Regions from separate parts of the Homo sapiens genome. Here region 1 is linked to region 2. A link is a loop called in an ENCODE intact Hi-C map of the cell type or tissue named here. Cell type or tissue: body of pancreas. All regions are shown on one strand. Links, peaks and the distances in the headings refer to the core of each region. The heading gives the core; the rest is flanking DNA. Region 1 has its middle 17 kb from the start of COX7A1. Region 2 overlaps TBCB (tubulin folding cofactor B).

Region 1 (11,497 bases), core at 5,567-8,066, 48 kb after region 2:
GGTGGCACAATCTCAGCTCGCTGCAACCTCCACCTCCCAGGTTGAAGCAATTCTCCCGCCTCAGCCTCCGCAGTAGCTGGGACTACAGGTGTGTACCACCACACCCGACCTACATGAAGTTCTGACCACTGCCCTGTAGGTTCATCCCTAAGGGAGGTTGTAATGCTGCCATTGTCCACTTTCGAGCGGTACCAGCATGATGTACAGACTAGCTGTAAGCCAGGCTCAAGTTTATAATTATTTTTTTTGAAACGGAGTCTCGCTTTGTTGCCAGGCTGGAGTGCAGTGGTGCGATCTCAGCTCACTGCACCCTCCACCTTCTGGGTTCAAGAGATTCTCCTGCCTCAGCCTCCCGAGTAGCTGGTACTATAGGTGCCTGCCACCATGCCCAGCTAATTTTTGTATTTTTAGTAGAGACGGGGTTTCACCATGTTGGCCAGGATGGTCTCAAACTCCTGACCTCGTGATCCACCTGCCTCAGCCTCCCAAAGTGTTGAGATTACAGGCGTGAGCCACCACGCCCAGCCAAGTTTCTTCCTCATTTCACTGGGCATAAGGAACATGCCAGAGGAAAAGTTTGGCTTGAAGTCTAGGAACCAATGCAACAGAGGTTAGTGTTGAAGGACTCTGACCTTGTTAATGGTAAAGCAGCTTCAAAAGCCGGCACGGTGGCTCAACGCCTGTAATCCCAGCACTTTGGGAGGCCGAGATGGGCAGATCACGAGGTCAGGAAATCGAGCCCATCCTGGCTAACACGGTGAAACCCCGTCTCTACTAAAAATACAAAAAATTAGCCGGGCGTGGTGGTGGGCACCTGTAGTCCCAGCTACTCGGGAGGCTGAGGCAGGAGAATGGTGTGAACCCGGGAGGCGCAGCTTGCAGTGAGCCGAGATCGCGCCACTGCACTCCAGCCTAGGGGACAGAGTGAGACTCCGACTCAAAAAAAAAAAAATTTTTGGCTGGGTGTGGTGGCTCACTCCTGTAATCCCAGCACTTTGGGAGGCTGAGGCGGGCAGATCACCTGAGGTCAGCAGTTCAAGACCAGCCTGACCAACATGGTGAAACCCCGTCTCTACTAAAAATAAAAAATTAGCTGGGTGTGGTGGCGCATGCCTGTAGTCCCAGCTACTTGGGAAGCTGAGGCAGGAGAATCTCTTGAAACCGGGAAGCGGAGGTTGCAGTGAGCTGATATCACACCACTGCACTCCAGCCTGGGAGGTTGCAGTGAGCTGAGATCGTGCCCCTGCACTCCAGCCTGGGCGACAGAGTGAGACTTCGTCTCAAAAAAAAAAATTTTAAAAAAGAGCAGCTTCTACTGCAGCCTCCTCTTACCCTATTGCCTTCTCTTGCTCTGGTCTCCACTCAAAGCATGCAGCCTTCTGGGTGATTTTGCAGATGGGTCAAAACAGCATACTCAATGTTGCCTCCCAAATAAAAAAACCTACCGACCATTGTACTTCTTTCTTTGTGGTAGGTACTGCAACTTGCAGCAACTTGTCTTTCACCTTAGAAAAGATATCTTTCTTGGCCGGGCGCAGTGGCTCACGCCTGTAATCCCAGCACTTTGGGAGGCCGAGGCGGCGGATCACCTGAGGTCGGGAGTTCGAGACCAGCCTGACCAACATGGAGAAACCCCAGTCTCTACTAAAAATACAAAATTAGCAAGGCGTGGTGGCGCATGCCTGGAATCCCAGCTACTCAGCCGGCTGAGGCAGGAGAATCGCTTGAACCTGGGAGGTGGAGGTTGCGGTGAGCCGAGATGGTGCCATTGCATTCCAGCCTGGGCAACAAGAGTGAAATTCCGTCTCAAAAAAAAAAGAAGAAGAAAAGAAAAAATATCTTTCTTTCTTGCTGGGTGTGGTGGCTCATGCCCGAAATCCCAGCACTTTGGGATGCCCAGGCAGGCGGATTGCCTGAGCTCAGGAGTTCGAGACCAGCCTGGGCAACAAAGTGAAACCCCTTCTCTACTAAAATACAAAAAATTAGCTGGGTGTGCTGCTGTGCGCCTGTAGTCCCAGCTACTTGGGAGGCTGAGGCAGAATTGCTTGAACCCCAGAGATGGAGGTTGCAGTAAGCCGAGATCATGCCACTGCACTCTAGCCTGGGTGACAGAGCGACACTCCATCTCCAAAAAAAAAAAAAAAAAAAAAGTAGAAAAGATATCTTTATTTCCCTCCCTCCCTCCTTTCCCTCTTTCCTTCCTTTTTGAGACAGGGTCTCACTTTGTCACCCAGACTGAAGCGCAGTGATAAAATCACAGCTCAGCAGCTTCAACATCCTGGGCTCAAGTGATCCTCCAATCTCAACCTCCTGAATAGCTGGGACAACAGTTGTGGACCACCATGCCCGGCTAATTTTATAGAGATGAGGTCCTACTCTATTGTCCAGGCTGGTCTCTAACTCCTGGGCTCAAACAATCCTCCCGCCTGAGCCTCTGAAGGGCTGAGATTATAGGCATGAGCCACTGTGCCTGGCCTGAAGATAATTTTAGATCCTTATCAGACTGGAGATGGTACCAGAGGAATCTACATTAACGAGTTTTCTTTTTTTTTTGTTGAGACAGAGTCTCACTCCGTTGCCCAGGCTGGAGTGCAGTGGTGTAATCTCGGCTCACTGCAACCTTCGCCTCCCGGGTTCAAGCGATTCTCCTCCTTCAGCCTCGTGAGTAGCTGGGATTACAGGCGCCACCACCGTGCTCAGCTTTTTTTGTTTTGCTTTGTTTTTTTTGTATTTTTAGTAGGGACGGGTTTCACCATGTTGGCCAGGCTGGTCTTGAACTCCTGACCACAGATGATTTGCCTGCCTCGGCCTCCCAAAGTGCTGGGATTACAGGCGTGAGCCGCCATGCCGGGCCAACAAGTTTTCAAACTAGGCTTCCTCTGCTTTTATTTGGCTTCTCACAAGTTACTACCCCTTTTCCTTTGTTCTATAATTTCTCTAAAAATTTTATGCTTTTTGTTGAAGACGCTGTATAAGCTGGAATTCGAAGCCACCTCTTTGAGAACTACTCATTCCCTGGGTGTCTCCCATGTGTATAAGAAATATACATGTTAATAAGCTTCTGTTTGTTTTTCTCTTATTATCTTTTGTTACAGGGGTACATTCCAACTAGGAACTTATGAGGATTAAAGAAAAAATATTTTTCAGGCCAGGCACCATGGCTCATGCCTGTAATCCCAGCACTTTGGGAGGCCGAGGCAGGTGGATTACCTGGGGTCAGGAGTTCAAGACCAGCCTGGATAACATGGCGAAATCCCGTCTCTACTAAAAATACAAAAATTAGCTGGGTGTGGTGGCATACACCTGTAGTCCCACTACTTGGGAGGCTGAGGCAGGAGAATCACTTGAACCCAGGAGACGGAGGTTGCAGTGAGCCGAGATCGCGCCACTTCACTCCAGCCTGGGCAACAGAGTGAGACTCTATCTCAAAAAAAAAAAAAAAAAAAAAGCCAGGCATGGTGGCTTACACCTGTAATCCCAGCACTTTGGGAGGCCGAGGCGGGCATATTACAAGCTCAGGATTTCGAGACCCGCCTAGCCAGCATGGTGAAACCCCATCTCTACTAAAACTACAAAAAATTAGATGGGCATGGTGGCACGCGCCTGTAATCTGAGCTACTCGGGAGACTGAGGCAGGAGACTTGCTTGAACCCGGGAGGCAGAGGTTGCAGTGAGCCGAGATTGTGCCACTGTACTCCAGCCTGGGCGACAGAGTGAGACTCTGTCTCAAAAATATATATATTTTTCTTCCCCTGTAACCCCCCAAAACTTCACTGAGGTGGGAGGGGGTCGCTGAATTTTGATGGTGACTTTCTCCAATTTTCTCATTCGTACATACCTTACTAAAGCATTTAAAGTACTTGCTATTTGTTGCTCGTCAGGACCAATCAGCATAATGTCATTCTTGTAGCAGACCGATGTGATGGCTTGTGAAATGTCAAAATGATCAAGATTTAGTGGACAATATTGGGGCAAAGAGCAGGAGAACTGCTGTAGCCTGGAAATACCACTCTCAAGGTATACTGTTGGGTCTGCCAATTAAAAGCAAACTGCTTCTGGTGGTCCTTGAAAATTGATATGGAGAAAAAGGCATTAGGCAGGTTAATAGCTGCATACCAATACCAGATTCTGTTGATTTGTTCCAGCAAGCATATTACATCTGGTACAGCAGCTACAATTAGAATAACTATCTGATTATGTTTACAATAGCCCACAGTCATTCCTCAAGTTATTCTTTTTTGACACGCTTATTTATTTATTTATTCATTTTTTCAAGACACGGTCTTGCCCTGCCGTCCAGGCTGGAGTGCAGTGGTGCAATCTTGGCTCACTGCAACCTCCACCTCCTGGGTTCAAATGACCCTTCCACCTCAGCCTCCCGAGTAGCTGGGATCACAGGCATGGGCCACCACACCTGGCTAACTTTTGTATTTTTAAAGAGATGGGATTTCGCCATGTTGCCCAGGCTGATCTCGAACTCTTGAGCTAAAGTGATCTGCCTACCTCAGCCTCCCAAAGTGCTGGGATTACAGGAGAGAGCCACCTTGCCTGGCCGTGATGCTTATTATTTTAAACCACTGTTTTGGGTGGCGGTGTTTTTGAGACAGAGTTTCGCTCTTGTTGCCCAGGCTGGAGCGCAGTGGTGCGATCTCAGCTCACTGCAACATCCACCTCCTGGATTCAAGTGATTCTCCTGCCTCAGGCCTCTCCAGTAGCTGGGATTACAGGTGCCTGCCACCACGCCCGGCTAATTTTTTGTATTTCTAATAGAGACAGGGTTTCCTCATGTTGGCCAGATTGGTCTCGAACTCCAGACCTCGGGTGATCCACCTGCCTCGGCCTCCCACAGTGCGGGGATTACAGGCGTGAGCCACCGTGCCAGGCCTGTTTTTGTTTGTTTTTTGAAACAGTTTCATTCTGTCTCCCAGGCTTGAGTGCAGTGGTGCGGTCTTGGCTCACTGCAACCTCCACCTCCCAGGTTCAAGCAATTCTCCTGCCTCAGCCTCCCGAGCAGCTGGGATTACAGGCATGTGCCACCATGCCCAGCTAATTTTTGTATTTTTAATAGAGATGGGGTTTCACTATGTTGGCCATGCTAGTCTCAAATTCCTGGCCTCCAGTGATCCACCGGCCTTGGCCTCCCAAAGTGCTGGGAATTACAGGGGTGAGGCACCGCACCTGGCCTTGGGTGTTTTTTAATATAACAAAAGCTAATTGACATAGGGACATGCATTTCTGCTTCACCAAAGTCCCCACCAACCCCTATTGTCTTCCATCTATTTCACTTACTCCTATTTCTGGCATGGTCCTTGTAGGCATTTGAGTTTGCCACTCATGGATAGGGCCTGGCATGGCAAACTGCCTGGACCTTCCGCACTGCTCCCTACCATCACCCTCCAATCCCAGTTCCTGGGAGGGAATCCCGGGTCTCATTCCACCCATTTCTCCTCCCCAGCACCTTCCCCAGTTCCTGCCCACCATCATCTTCTCGCTTCTGGCTCACTGCACCCATCTCTTCTCTGTTCTCCGTGTATACAGCTGTAATCATTATCTAGTTAATTGCTCCGACTCTGAGAGAGTAATAAAATTTCTCTTATCTCAACACAAAGTCTTTGGTTACAGCCTGGACAAGTTTCCTGGATTAAGCTCCAAGGTGCCAGGAAGTCTGGAACAATATCTCCATATCAAAAACAATGAAGCAGCTGGCACAGGGGCTCACGCCTGTAATCCCAGCCTGGGCGACAGAGCGAGTCCTTGTCTCTAAACAAAACAAAACAAAAACTGCTGCTGCCATAGCACAGGTCTCATTTAGGAATGGTTTTGTCAACTTGCGGGACAAATGAGCTCAAACTCAGTATAAATGGCCAGCTGGGGGATGCCATCTCTGCTGCTCTGTATCGGTTTACATGAGGACTTAGCTGCTAGAACAAAAAAGCACCAACATATGTGGTTTAAAGAACACAGAATTGCCAGGCATGGTGGCTCACGCCTGTAATCCCAGCACTTTGGGAAGCTAAGGCGGATGGATCACTTGAGGTCAGGAGTTCAAAATCAGCCTGGCCAACATGGTGAAATCTCGTCTCTACTAAAAATACAAAAATATTAGCCGGGCATGGTGGCGGGTGCCTATAACCCTAGCTACTCAGGAGGCTGAGGCAGGAGAATTGCTTGAACCTGGGAGGTGGTGGTTGCAGTGAGGTGAGATCGAGCCACTGCACTCCAGCCTGGGCAAGACTCCGTCTCAAAATAAATAAATAAATAAATAAATAAAAACAGAATTTACATACCAACGGATCTCAATATAGGGGTCTTATTTGGATCTTGATATAAACAAATATTTTAAAATTTATGACTTTTTTTTTTTTTTTTTTTTTTAGACAAGGTCTCACTCCAGCCTGGGTGAGGTGACAGAGTGAAACTATGTCTCAAAAAAAAAAAAAAAAAAGAGTCCTTATATCTTAGAAACACATAAACACATACTCATTTTTTTTTTTTGGTGGCATGGTGTGATGTATAGTGTATTAGCTATCTATTGCTAAGTAACAAATTTTACCCCCAAATGTAGCAGTTCAGTTGACTTTCTCTTGAGAGGGAGTCTCATTCTGTCGCCCAGGCTGGAGTGCAGTGGCACGATCTTGGCTCACTGCAACCTCCGCCTCCCGGATTCAAGCGATTCTCCTGCTTCAGACTCCCGACTAGCTGGGATTACAGGCGCCCGCCACCACGCCCTGCTAATTTTTGTATTTTTAGTAGAGATGGGATTTCGCCATGTTGGCCAGGCTGGTCTCGAACTCCTAAATTCAGGTGATCCGCCAGCCTCACCTTCTCAAAGTGCTGTGATTACAGGCATGAGCCACGGTGCCCGGCCACGCAGTTCAGAACAATACTTATTTATTATCTCAGTTTCTGCGAGTGTAGAATGTGTGGATGGTTCAGCCCTGCCACAATCACACAGCGGGTGGGAAGACCACAGGAGTTGCGGGTTGTAGGTGGGAAGGGGACCTGCCCTCGGGCGGACTTTGGTGCCGCTCTGCTGCCATCTTGTGGCGGGCACAGAAACAACTGCCCTTTCCACCTGGTCCTTCCCATACTCTAACCATTCTTGGTATTTTAGAACTTGCTATTCAAAATTTTTAGTTTTTATTCTCCCAGTTGCTGAACAGATGATAAAGTCACATGGTTTAAAATTCATGAGGATAAACAGGGTCTTCCTCTCCCTGGGGACTCTAGGTTTCTTTCCAGGGGAACTATTCTATGTTATTTCTTTTTTTCTTTTCTTTTTTTCTTTTTCTTTTTCTTTTTTGAGATGGAGTCTCGCTCTGTTGCCCAGGCTGGAGTGCAGTGGTGCGAACTCGGCTCACTGCAACCTCCGCCTCCTGGGTTGAAGCGATTCTTCTGCCTCAGCCTCCTGAGCAGCTGGGATTACAGGCGTGCACCACCACACCCGGCTTTTTTTTTTTTTTTTTTTTTGTATTTTTAGTAGAGAAGGAAGTTTTACCATGTTAGTCAGGCTGGTCTCAAACTCCTGACCGCAGGTTATCCGCCCGCCTCGGCCTTCCAAAGTGCTGGGATTACAGGCATGAGCCACCGCGCCCAGCCACTTACTTGTTTCTTGTGTATCTTTCTGGGAAAAGTTCATGTATATACAAAAGCAAACAACACACACATACACGACCAACAACAACAAGAGCACCCCCCAAAACATGCCCAGCCTTTCCCAGTAATAAAAGGATAATTTGTTCCTGGCCAGGTGTGGTGGCTCACACCTGAAATCCCAACATTTTGGGAGGCTGAGACAAGAGGACCACTGAAGCCCAGGAATTGGAGACCAGCCTAGGAAACACAGTGAGATCCCTTCTCAACAAAAATAAAAATAAAAAAATTAGCTGGGCGTGGTGGCCCATGCCTGTGGTCCCAGCTACTGGGAAAGGCTGAGGTGAGGGAATCACTTGGGCCTGAGAGGCAGAGGTTGCAGTGAGCCAGGATTGCACCACTGCACTCCACCCTGGGTGACAGAATGTGACCCTGTCTCAAAAATAAAAAATAAGGCCGGGTGCGGTGGCTCACGCCTGTACTCCCAGCACTTTGGGAGGCCGAGGCAGGCGGATCACGAGGTCAAGAGATCGAGACCATCCTGGCTAATGCGGTGAAACCCTGTCTCTACTAAAAATACAAAAAATTAGCCAGGCATGGTGGCGGGTGCCTGTAGTCCCAGCTACTTGGGGGGCTGAGGCAGGAGAATGGCGTGAACCCGGGAGGCGGAGCTTGCAGTGAGCCGAGATTGCGCCACTGCACTTGGGCCTGGGTGAAAGAGCCAGACTCCATCTCAAAATAAATAAATAAATAATAAAAAATAAAAAAAGGTTAGTTATTATGATCCTGCCAGCATCTCAGCTACATGAATGCGTGGAGTTTTTCAGTATTGTTCCCTGCTGATCTCCAGTGTCTGGAACAGTGCCTGACACACAGTAGGTGCTCAGGAAATATATTTCAGTTCGTAATGATGGGAAATGTCAAACACACAAAAACACAGCAAGTAGAATAATGAACCCCCTGTACCTATCACCGAGCCTCAGCAAACTTGCCTCATCTATACCCCACCCACCTTTTCCCCTCAATGGATTTTTAAATCAAAGCCAAGGCATCATCATATCCTTTCATCCATGAATACTTCAAATTCTATCTCTAAGAGACAACTCCATATCACACCTAAACAATTAACATGAATTCCTTAATACAACTAAATATCCAGTCAGGGTTCAATACCCATTTTTTTCCATTGGGTCATATAATATTTTTTGTTTGTTCAAAACATAAATATATTATTTGATTACTTGTTCAAATCAGTATCAATAAATACTGTTCCAGGCATAGTGGCACATCACGATAGTCCCAGCCACTCAGGAGGCTGAGGCAGGAGGACTTCTTTTTTTTTTGAGACAGGGTTTTGCTCTGTTCCCCAGGCTGGAGTTCAGTGGTGTGATCATAGCTCACTGTAGCCTTGATGTCCAGGCTCAAGTGATCTTCCCACCTCGGCCTCCCTAGTAACTTGGACCACAGGTGCACATCACCATACCTAGCTAATTTTTTTATTTTTATTTTTGTAGAGATGGGGGTCTCACTATGTTGCCCAAGCTGGTCTTAAACTCCCAGGCTCCAGTGATCCTCCTGTCTCGGCCTCCCGAAGTGCTGAGATTACAGGCGTGAGCCACTGTGCCTGGTCAAATGTGACTACTACTTTTTTTTTTTTTTTTTTTTTTAGACAGTCTCACTCCATTACCCAGGCTGGAGCACAGTGTTTCGATCTTGGCTCACTGCAATCTCTGCCTCCTGGGTCAAGCAATTCTTGTGCTTTAGCATCCTGAGTAGCTGGAATTACAGGTGTGTGTCACCACACTCGGCTAATTTTTGGATTTTTAGTAGAGACAGGGTTTCGCCATGTTGGCTGGCTGGTCTCGAACTCCTGACCTCAGGTGATCTGCCTGGCTCAGCCTCCCAAAGTGCTGGGATTAGTGGTGTGAGCCACCGCATCTGGCCCAAATGCGATTTCTTGAAGCTCTCCCTTACCTCAAAGAACAGAGTCTGGCTCTTCCATTCTGACAGTAAGCACAGGTCTATCATTGCCTTCAGTTGCCTTCAGGACCACTGGGGTCTGTTGCAGTCACTTTAGGGGATTGAGTCTTTGGCCACCTCTCAGAGTCCTTGAACAGTCTCAGCCAGCTGCTTAGGTTGAATGATCAAAGCAGCAAGTCCTGGCTTCACTGAACCAAAAATGTCCCTTCCAGAATTGGAAGCTGTTCTGGTGTTTTCTGCACAAAAGTGTAAACATAGATTCAAGTTCCAGTGCTTTCTGCATCCAACAGAATTCCATAGAAGGCCCTGGCTCTGACCTCGATGGAATGCATGGAAGACAGGAAGATACTCTTAAACCCAGCCTGCTGCAAACACAGGTTACTTCCAGCACGAAAAAGTTACACCCGAGGAGGTGGCCATTCTCTTCTCAAGAGGTGGTGAGTCTAGGCCCTTCTTGCAGAAGCAGAGCTGCACATACACATCTTTTTTTTTTTTTTTTTTTTTAAGACACGGTCTTGGTCTGTTGCCCAGGCTGGAGTGCAGTGGTGCAATCTCAGCCTTCTGGTTTCAAGCAGTCCTCCCGCCTCAGCCTCCTGAGTAGCTGGGACTACGGGTGCATGCCAGCACGTCTGGCTAATTTTTGTATTTTTTGTAGAGATGAGGTTTTGCCGTGTTGCGTATGCTGGTCTTGAACTCCTGGGCTCAAGCTATCTGCCTGCCTCAGCCTCCCAAAGTGCTGGGATTACAGACGTAAGCCATCATGCCCGGCCAAATTCCTTATCCTTATCTCTTTCTCTCTCTTTTTCTTTTTCTTTTTTTCTTTTTTGTTTGTTAAGACAGGGTTTCACTCTGTTGCCCAGGTTGGAGTACAAGAGGCAGGATCACAGCTCACAGCAGCTTCGAACTCCTGGGCTCAAGTGATCCTCCCTCCTCAGCATCCTGAGTAGCTGGGACTATAGGTGTGCCACTACACCTGGCCAATTTTTAAATTTTTTGGAGATAGTGTCTTGCTGTGTTGCCCAGGTTGGTTTTAACTCCTGGCCTCAAGCGATCCTTTCACTGGCCCCTCCCAAAGTGTTGGGATTATAGGAATGAGACACTGCACCTGACCTCCTTATTATTCTCTTTTTTTTTAGACGGAGTCTCGCTCTGTCACCCAGGCTGGAGTGCAGTGCTGCGATCTCGGCTCACTGTAACCTCTGCCTCCCAGGTTCAAGCGATTCTCTTGTCTCAGCCTCCCGAGAAGCTAGGATTACAGGTGCACGCCACCACGCCTGGCTAATTTTGAATTTTTAGTAGAGACAGGGTTTTACCATGTTGGCCAGGCTGATCTTGAACTCCTGACCTCAGGTGATCTGCCCACCTTGGCCTCCCAAAGTGCTGGGATTACAGGTGTGAGTCACCGCACCCGGCCCCTTCTCTTTTAAAGTAGAAAAAAAAAAGCCACCCACCAGAGACATAAATGGCAATGCATGCATCAGGCATGGTGCTAGGAACTTTATACACATGTAATCCTTTCAAAAATAGCTCTTTTAAGTAAGAAAAATATGACCCCTCCCCATATTAAATGAACAAGGGATATGAACATACAAGTAATTTATTCAATTAACAAATATTTATTGAGCACCTACTATATTTTAGGCACTGTGCTAAAATCAATTCCAATGGTCAACAAATATGTGAACAAATGGTAATCATTATTGAAGGAATGCAAATGTACAAAAAGTGACTTTTCCATTTTTCACCTATTCAATGGTCTATATTCAAAATAAATGATTCTCCAGGATTGGATGAGCGTGGCTTTGGGATCTCTTCTACTGTAGGTAGATGTACAGCTGCATAATCTTCCTGAAGGCACTTGAGCAATGTCTATAGAATGGCTTAAAATGCATACATATCTTAAAAATGGCCAACCAGGAGCAGG
Region 2 (8,072 bases), core at 4,560-7,059:
ATTACAGGCGTGAGCCACCAAGCCCAGCCCCTTTCTGTCCTTATTCCCTCCCGACCTCACTCAGTCTGTAGCAGCCACATTGCTCCTTGCACAGTCCAGGTGAGCTCGGCCTCTGGATCCTGGGCCTGAATGGTTCTTTTGTCATATGCCTGCGTGCCTCACCCTTCCTTCCTGTCTTAATTTAAAGTGTCAGTATTCTAGTGAAGTCTTCACCGGCCTCAGTGTTAACGTTTACCTCATTCCTTTCCCCTTCTTTGCTTTATTTTAGATTTTTGTGTTTACAAGTAATTCTCCTCTGACACACTCTGGATTTCTCTCATCTGGTTTATTTACTCTCTGTCTCCCTGGATTCGAGTGCCCTGAGGGTGGAAATTTTGATCACTATAATTCACTACTGTGTCCCCAGTACTTGGAATAGTGCCTGGGACAGGGAGGATAGTCCGTGAATCGTTTTTTGTTTTGTTTTGTTCGAGACAGAGTTTTGCCCTTGTTCCCCAGGCCGGAATGCAGTGGTGTGATCTCAGCTCACTGCAACCTCTGTCTCCTGGGTTCAAGCTATTCTCCTGCCTCAGCCTCCCAAGTAGCTGGGATTACAGGTGTGCACCACCACGCCTGGCTAATTTTGTAATTTTGTATTTTAAGTAGAGTTGGGGTTTCACCATGTTGGCCAGGCTGGTCTTGAACTCCTGACCTCAAGTGATCTGCCCACCTCAGCCTCGCAAAGTGCTGGGATTACAGGCATGAGCCACCACGCCCAGCCCTGTGAATCATTGTTGAATGATGAATTGAATCCATAAAGTAAGACCACAAGGATAATGTAATTATCCCCATTTTGCAGAAGAGAAAATTTAGCTTCAGGGTGGAGTTTATTTATTTATTTTTTATTTTTTTTGAGACAGAGTCTTGCTCTGTCTCCCAGGCTGGCGTGCAGTGGCATGATCTCGGCTCACTGCAACCTCCGCCTCCCCGGTTCAAGCGATTCTCCTGCCTCAGCCTCCCGAGTAGGTGGGATTACAGATGCCCGCCACTACACCAGGGTAATTTTTGTATTTTTAGTAGAGACGGGGTTTCACCATGTTAGTCAGACTGGTCTCGAACTCCTGACCTCAGGTAATCCGCCCACCTCGGCCTCCCAAAGTGCTGGGATTACAGGCATGAGCCACCGCACCCGGCCCAGAATCTACTTTCTTAAGGATGAACTGTCAGTAGCATTTTGGCCCCAGTCTACATGACTCTAGAGAGAACTGCTTCTTTTTTCTCTCGTTGATTAACTGTTCATTCCCCATCTGTGTTGTGCCAGGGGTTTCATTATGACTGCATCTGAGAAGTTCTAGTGTATGAGGCAGATGTTGGCTAAATGGCCAGAGGACTGAATGTGAAGGGTCAGGGGAGACAAGGGTTGTGTAGGAGATCATGAAGCTGGGAGACCCTATCCTGGGGTACCTGATGCATCAGTGACGTCTGGGAGGACATCCTGGAGGTGGTGCTGCTGGAGCAGAGACGAGAAGAATAAAAAGAATTGGTCGGGCATGGTGGTTCACGCCTGTAATCCCAGTGCCTTGGGAGGCTGAGGTGGACAGATCACTTAAGGTCAGGAGTTCGAGACGGTGAAACCCCGTCTCTCCTAAAAATACAGAAATTAGCTGGGCGTGGTGGCAGATGCCTGTAATCCTAGCTACTCAGGAGGCTGAGGCAGGAGGATCACTTGAACCCAGGAGCTGGAAGTTGCAGTGAGCTGAGATCACACCACTGCACTCCAGTTTGGATGATAGAGTGAGATCCTATCTTTAAAAAAAAAAAAAAAAAAAAGGTTAACTGAAGATGGGGAAGGGGTGCCCTAGGAGTGGGGCACAACCCAGCAAACACTCCAAGGTGGGAGGGAGCGCGGTGGGGATTAAGACAGGCCACTTCTGTGGCCAAACACTGTGGAAGCTGGGGAGGACCCTGACCTGGCTCAGGTGTTCACAGGCCCCCTCTGGCTGTGTGTGGGGAACAGGTGGTGGAGGACAGGAAGAGTAGGGAGACCAGGAAGGGGCTGCTGTGAGAGTCCTGATGAGGGGACGAGGTCTGGAGCTGTGGGTCAGGCCTCTGCTGGGTGCACAGGACTGAGCCTTTGGGCCACCCTGGGCAGCTGAAGCTAAGGGGTGCGGGTGTTCATAGGCACCTCATAGGCAGTGGCATCTTTGAGCAGGTTTCATAACAGGCGGTTCAGGTACACACAGACCTCCCAGGCCACTCAAGGAAGGTGTTCCAGAGTGGAGCCACTGGGGAATTTTTACATTTTCTAAAATTCTTTTTCTCTTTATAAATATCACCCATATTCATTGTTTAAAATAACAGAACTTCAAATTTGTGAAAATTCTCAACAGAAATTCTCAGTGACGCTTCATCCGGAGGTAAAGGCCATTCCTATTTTGCCATGTTAGCCCAGTGGCTTAGGCCAGACACCTCAGGGTGTTCCTTGGGCCCGCTCTCTCCCTCACCCCCACATCCACTCTCATCAAATCCTCTCGGCTCCACCTACAAAAACTTCCCTGACCCTGGTCCAGCCTCCATCCTTCCCCCAACCTCGCCATCCCGGCAGCTTCCTCCCTGGCCTCCCCGCTCCCCATCTCAGCCAGAGGGAGCCTGGGACCACCTGAGTCAGGCCAGGGCCCTCCTAGCTCAGAGCCCTGCCCTGGTGGCACTTCGCTCCAGATAAAAACCAAAGTCTAGGCCAGGTGCGGTGGATCGTGCCTGTAATCCCACCCAGTACATTGGGAGGCTGAGGTGGGAAGATCACTTGAGGTCAGGAGTTCTAGACCAGCCTGACCAGCATGGCAAAATGTCGTCTCTACTTAAAAATACAAAAATTAGCCGGGTGTGGTGGTGTGTGCCTATAGTTTCAGCTGCCCGGGAGGCTGAGGCAGGAGAATCACTTGAATTTGCAGTGAGGCAGAGGTTTCCGTGAGCTGAGATCACACCACCACACTCCAGCCTGGGTGACAGAGCGAGACTCCGTCAAAAAAAAAAAAAAAACCCAAAGTCTCCAGCAGTCCCTTGTGTCTTCCACTCTCCCTCTGGCTCGCTCCACCCCACCCGCACCACCCACTCTAGAGCGTGAAGGACATTTCTACCTCTGGCCGTCTGCACCTGCCGTTCTTGCTCATCTTTCCAGCCTTGGCTGAAACATCCCCTCTTTTGGGAAGCCTACCCTCCCATGCTCCTTAAGCCTCTTCCCTGTCATATTTTTCTCCATAGCCATCCTCCAGTGTTTCATAGGTACCTGTTCCTTTGTTTGTGGTTGGCCTTCTCCCTGCACAATGAGCACAGCCTGAGGGCAGAGTGCGTCTGTGTTTACACTGAGTCCCCAGCATGAGGCCCAGCTGGGCCCCTGGGAGCTCGGAAACCAATGAATGAATGAATAGTGGGGGCAGAACAGGAAGAGATGCTCTGGGGCCTGAGGTTGGGGCCAGCTTAGGAGAGTCCCAGAGGCCCATCGAGGAGATGCGCTGTGCACAGGGCTGTGGGCAAGGCCTGAGCTCTGCCGGTTGGACTCTGTGACTTTGGGGCCCTTGGCGATGTTGATGCCAGCAAGCGGGGAACTTCTGGGGACAGAGGCAGCCTCTGGGAGCTTGGATGGGGGTGAGGAAGGGGAGGTGGCCAGTGTACGTAGCTACTTCTCCCTTCCGCTGGGCTCAGGAGAGAAGAGAAGGCTGCAGTACAGGCGAGGGAGGGAGATGCGTTTTTCCCAGATGGAGACACTGAAGTCCCTGCACCCAGCACCCAGGCCTCCCTGGCCAGACCCTGATCCCCACGGAGCCCCTCCCCTCACACAGGTCATTGACCACAGTGGCGCCCGCCTTGGTGAGTATGAGGACGTGTCCCGGGTGGAGAAGTACACGATCTCACAAGAAGCCTACGACCAGAGGCAAGGTACGGGCAGGTGGGCGTCGAGGGGTGCGTGGGGGCCAGAGGGAGTATGTGCAGGTATGAGGGCGGGCAGGTTAGACAGGGCCCCTGCAGGGAGGCCAGTGGTGTAGACGGGGGGCCGAGAGCTTGGGAGGATATAGGGGTGAGGCTGGGAGTGGGGACAGACGGAGGCCTGGGGTGGGAATGAGGGCCGGGAGGTGTCAGGGGTATGGGCAGTCAGACGTGGTCGGGGGAGGGCTGGGAAAGTGGAGGGAGTTGAGGGGTAGGTGTGGGGGCTGGGTGTTGTCAGGGTCAGATGGGGGCATGGGGCGGTCGGACGGGGTGTGGAGGGCAGGACAGGTGGAATGCGAGTGGACAGGGTGGCGGTCAGTGAGGGCGCCTGGGACGGATCGAGTGTTGGGGGAGACCGGGGGCCTCAGGGCCGGAGGAGGGCGGAGGAGGAAGGCGGATGATGAAGGCAGATGTGCGCTGAAGGGGTGAGAGACCATGGGTCCTGTAGTGAGGGGTGCAGGCGGCACCCCTTCCATTTACGATTGTGGAGTTGGGGGGCCTAGGAGTCCTGGGAGAGGCTAAGGCTGTGGTGGGAGACCTGGGGCTTGGGTGACAGCCCTTTGTCACCTGGAAGAGAGAGTTCCTCCGTGAACGTGGGCCCCTCGTGGGTGGAGCGTCATCCTGTTAGGCCCGGCCGACACCCCAACTGACCCCAGCCCCCTCTGCCCACAGACACGGTCCGCTCTTTCCTGAAGCGCAGCAAGCTCGGCCGGTACAACGAGGAGGAGCGGGCTCAGCAGGAGGCCGAGGCCGCCCAGCGCCTGGCCGAGGAGAAGGCCCAGGCCAGCTCCATCCCCGTGGGCAGCCGCTGTGAGGTGCGGGCGGCGGGACAATCCCCTCGCCGGGGCACCGTCATGTATGTAGGTGCGTGGCTCGCGGGCCCGGTCCCGGGCTCCAGGGCTCCAAGGCCGGGAGGAAATGTTGGGGGCACAGTGGAGCCTCGGAGACCACGCTCTGCCTAGGGGCGCGGGGTTGGGGGGGACTCGAAACGATCTCAGTCCCTGGAGGTGACGGAACCATCTGCCGACACTGACGGCCCAGAGTGTTTGTGGAGGGAAGTGGGAGGCGCAGGCGGAGTGATCTGTCCAGCGAGGGAGGAAGCAGAAGCCAGAGGCACGCGGCCTGTGCGCTTCGAAGCGTGGGGCAGTGTCAGTCGCGGTGGGGAAACGGGCGGCGTGACCAAGGCAGGAGTGAGGGAACACAGGGGGCTGTGTGAGCCCAGAGGAAGCACCTGGAGGCTGGGAGCATCTGAAGGAAAGGAGGCAGCAGCCAGGTGAAAAGGGAGGAAGAGTTCCCGCCAGAAGGAGTAGCGGGTGCAGGTGAGCAGAGCGCAGGAGGTCCACCTGGGGAAGGGGAGCGGGAGGAGAGGGGAGAAGTGTAGTCAGGGGCATGGGCAGGGCGGCGTCACAGTGGAGAGCAGTGTGGATTTTTTTAAAAAGAACAGGCTAGGCATGATGGCTCACGCCTGTAAACTCAGCACTTTGGGAGAACAAGGTGGGAGGCTTGCTTGAGCCCCGGAGTTGGAGGTTACAGTGAGCTATGATTGTGTCATTGCACCCTAGCCTGGGCAGCAGAGAAAGACCCAGTCTCAAAAAAAAGGCTGGGTGCAGTGGCTCACACCTGTAATCCCAGCACTTTGGGAGGCTGAGACAGGAGGATCACTTGAACCCAGGAATTTGAGACCAGCCTGGGCAACATAATGAGACCCTGTCTCTACAAAAAAAAAAAAAAAAAAATCCCACAAAACTTTTGTCAGTTGTGGTGGTGAGCACCTATAGGTGCCCCAGCTACTTGGGAGGCTGAGGTGGGAGGATGGCTTGAGCCCGGGAGTTGAGGCTGCAGTGAGCTATGATCGCACCACTGCACTGCAGCCTGGGTGACAGAGGGAGACCCTGTCTCCAAAAAAAAAAAAAAAAAAAGATACACGGGGTACATATATGTATTGTTACATGGGTGTGTTGCCTGCTAGTGGGTGGGGACCGGGCTTCTAGTGTACCCATGACCCAAATTGTGAACATCGTACCCAACAGATAATTTTTCAACCCTCACCACCCTCCTGTTTCTGGCATCCCCACTGTCTGGTATTTCCGTCTTTATGCCTGTGTGTACCCATCCCCCAGTCGTCTTCAGCCACTAATTTACGTCTGTCTCTAATTTGCCGATTCTGGATGTTTCATAGGAATAGGATCATGCAGTCTGTGGCCTTTTGTAACTGGCGCCTTCCACTGAGCAGAATGCTTTCAAGTTTCATCCGTGGCATGCCTGTGTCAGTGCCACACTGTTGCCAAATAGTCCTGCATTGAGCGCCTAGACCACAGTGTATCCAGTCACCAGTTAGTGGACATTAGGGTCATTTCCACTTTTTGGCTATTATGAATAATGCTGCTATGAACCTTCTTCTTTTTTTTTTTTTTTTTTTTCTAATTTGAGACAGCATCTGGCTATTGCCCAGGCTGGAATGCAGTGGCACAATCTCGGCCATTTCAGCCTTAACCTCTTGGGCTCAAGCCATCCTCCCACCTCGGCCTCCTGAGTAGCTGGGAATACAGGTACTCATCACCACCCCCGGCTAAAGTTTTGTGGTTTTTTTTGTAGGATGGGATTTCGCCATGTGGCCCAGGCTGGTCTCAAACTCTTCCCGCTCAAGTGATCGTCCTGCTTCAGCCTCCCAAAGTGCTGGGATTACAGGTGTGAGCCACCATGCTAGGCCTGAACATTCTTTTATAAATTTCTGTGTGGCTGGGCATGGTGGCTCATGCCTGTAATTCCAGCACTTTGGGAGGCCAAGGTGGGCAGATCACCTGAGATCAGGAATTTTGAGACCAGCCTGGCCAACATGGTGAAACCCCATCTCTACTAAAAATTCAAAAATTAACTGGGCGTGGTGGCGGGTGCCTGTGATCGCAGCTACCCGGAAGGCTGAGGCAGGAGAATCGCTTGAGCCTGGGAGGCGGAGGTTGCAGTGAGCCAAGATCACACCACTGCACTCCAGCCTGGGCAACCATGCAAGACTCCATCTCAAAAAATAAAAAATACATTTTTATGTGGACATTTGTTTTCATTTCTCTGTGCCTAGGAGTGGAATCCCTGGGCCACATGGTAACACTGTGCTTGACTTTTTTGAGGACCTGCCACACTGCTTCCCACAGCCGCTGCAGCAGTTTTCATTCCCGCCAGCAGTGCAGAAGGGTCCCATTTTGTCCTCATCCTCACCAGCACTTTAGTCTGTCTTTTGCTTACAGTCATCCACTGGGTGTGAAGTGGAACATCATCATGGTTTTGATTTGCACTTCTTTGGCAGCTAATGATGTTGAGCATCTTTGCATGGCCATTTGTGTATCTTCTTTGGAGAAATGTCTATTCAGATCCTTTGCCTTTTGTTTTTTGACACACAGTCTCACTCCGTCACCCAGGCTGGAGTGCAGTGGTGCTCTCAGCTCACTGCATCCTCTGCCTCCCGGGTTCAAGCAATTCTCATGCCTCAGCCTCCCGAGTAGCTGGGATTATAGGTGAGCGCTACAACACCTGGCTAATTTCTGTATTTTTAGTAGAGACAGGGTTTTGCCATGTTGGCCAGGCTGGTCTCAAACTCCTGGCCTCAAGTGATCCACCTGAGCTGGTGGATCTCCCAAAGTGCTAGGATTACAAACATGAGCCACTGCGCCCATCGGTATGTCGGGGTTTGGTTTTGTTTTTTTTCTTTTGAGACGTAATCTCGCTTTGTGCCCAGGCTGGAATACAGTGGCATGATCTCAGCTCGCTCGTTCCAACCTCCGCCTCCCGGGTTCAAACGGTTCTCCTGCCTCAGCCTCCCGAGTAGCTGGAACTACAGGCGCCCGCCACCACACCCGGCTAATTTTTTGTATTTTTAGTAGAGACGGGGCTTCACCGTGTTAGCCAGGATGGTCTCGATCTCCTGACCTCGTGATCCACCCTCCTCAGCCTACTAAAGTGCTGGGATTACAGGCGTGAGCCACCGCACCCGGCCAGTATGTCATCTTTTGAGAAGTGTGTGTTCATGTCCTTTGGCCATGATCGTGGCTCACTGCAGCCTCAACTTCCTGTTGCCCACTTTGTAATGGGATTTTTTTTTTGCAAAGTGGGTGTTC

What was found. Hi-C counts contacts between places; a loop is a spot of excess contacts. Peaks named below come from ENCODE experiments on the same cell type or tissue, not always from the same donor. Only the 100,000 strongest peaks of a DNase experiment are listed, where the experiment ranks them.
Region 1: it touches region 2 in a loop (3-fold over the local background); 104 of 110 quality-filtered maps call a loop at or near these places.

What each region holds. Positions count from the first base shown.
Region 1 is chr19:36,163,862-36,175,358 of GRCh38, forward strand. No RefSeq gene overlaps it. Among named protein-coding and RNA genes, the nearest start is that of COX7A1, 17 kb to the left of the region's middle. In body of pancreas, for the core only: a CTCF peak has its summit at 7,038 (motif pointing left); a DNase peak (open chromatin) is centred at 7,020; H3K27ac peaks cover 1,061 bases.
Region 2 is chr19:36,116,892-36,124,963 of GRCh38, forward strand. It overlaps TBCB (tubulin folding cofactor B), which reads left to right. Exons shown (of 6, transcript NM_001281.3): 3 at 3,819-3,915; 4 at 4,636-4,827. Among named protein-coding and RNA genes, the nearest start is that of TBCB, 5.5 kb to the left of the region's middle. In body of pancreas, for the core only: no CTCF peak of the experiment used is centred there; no DNase peak of the experiment used is centred there.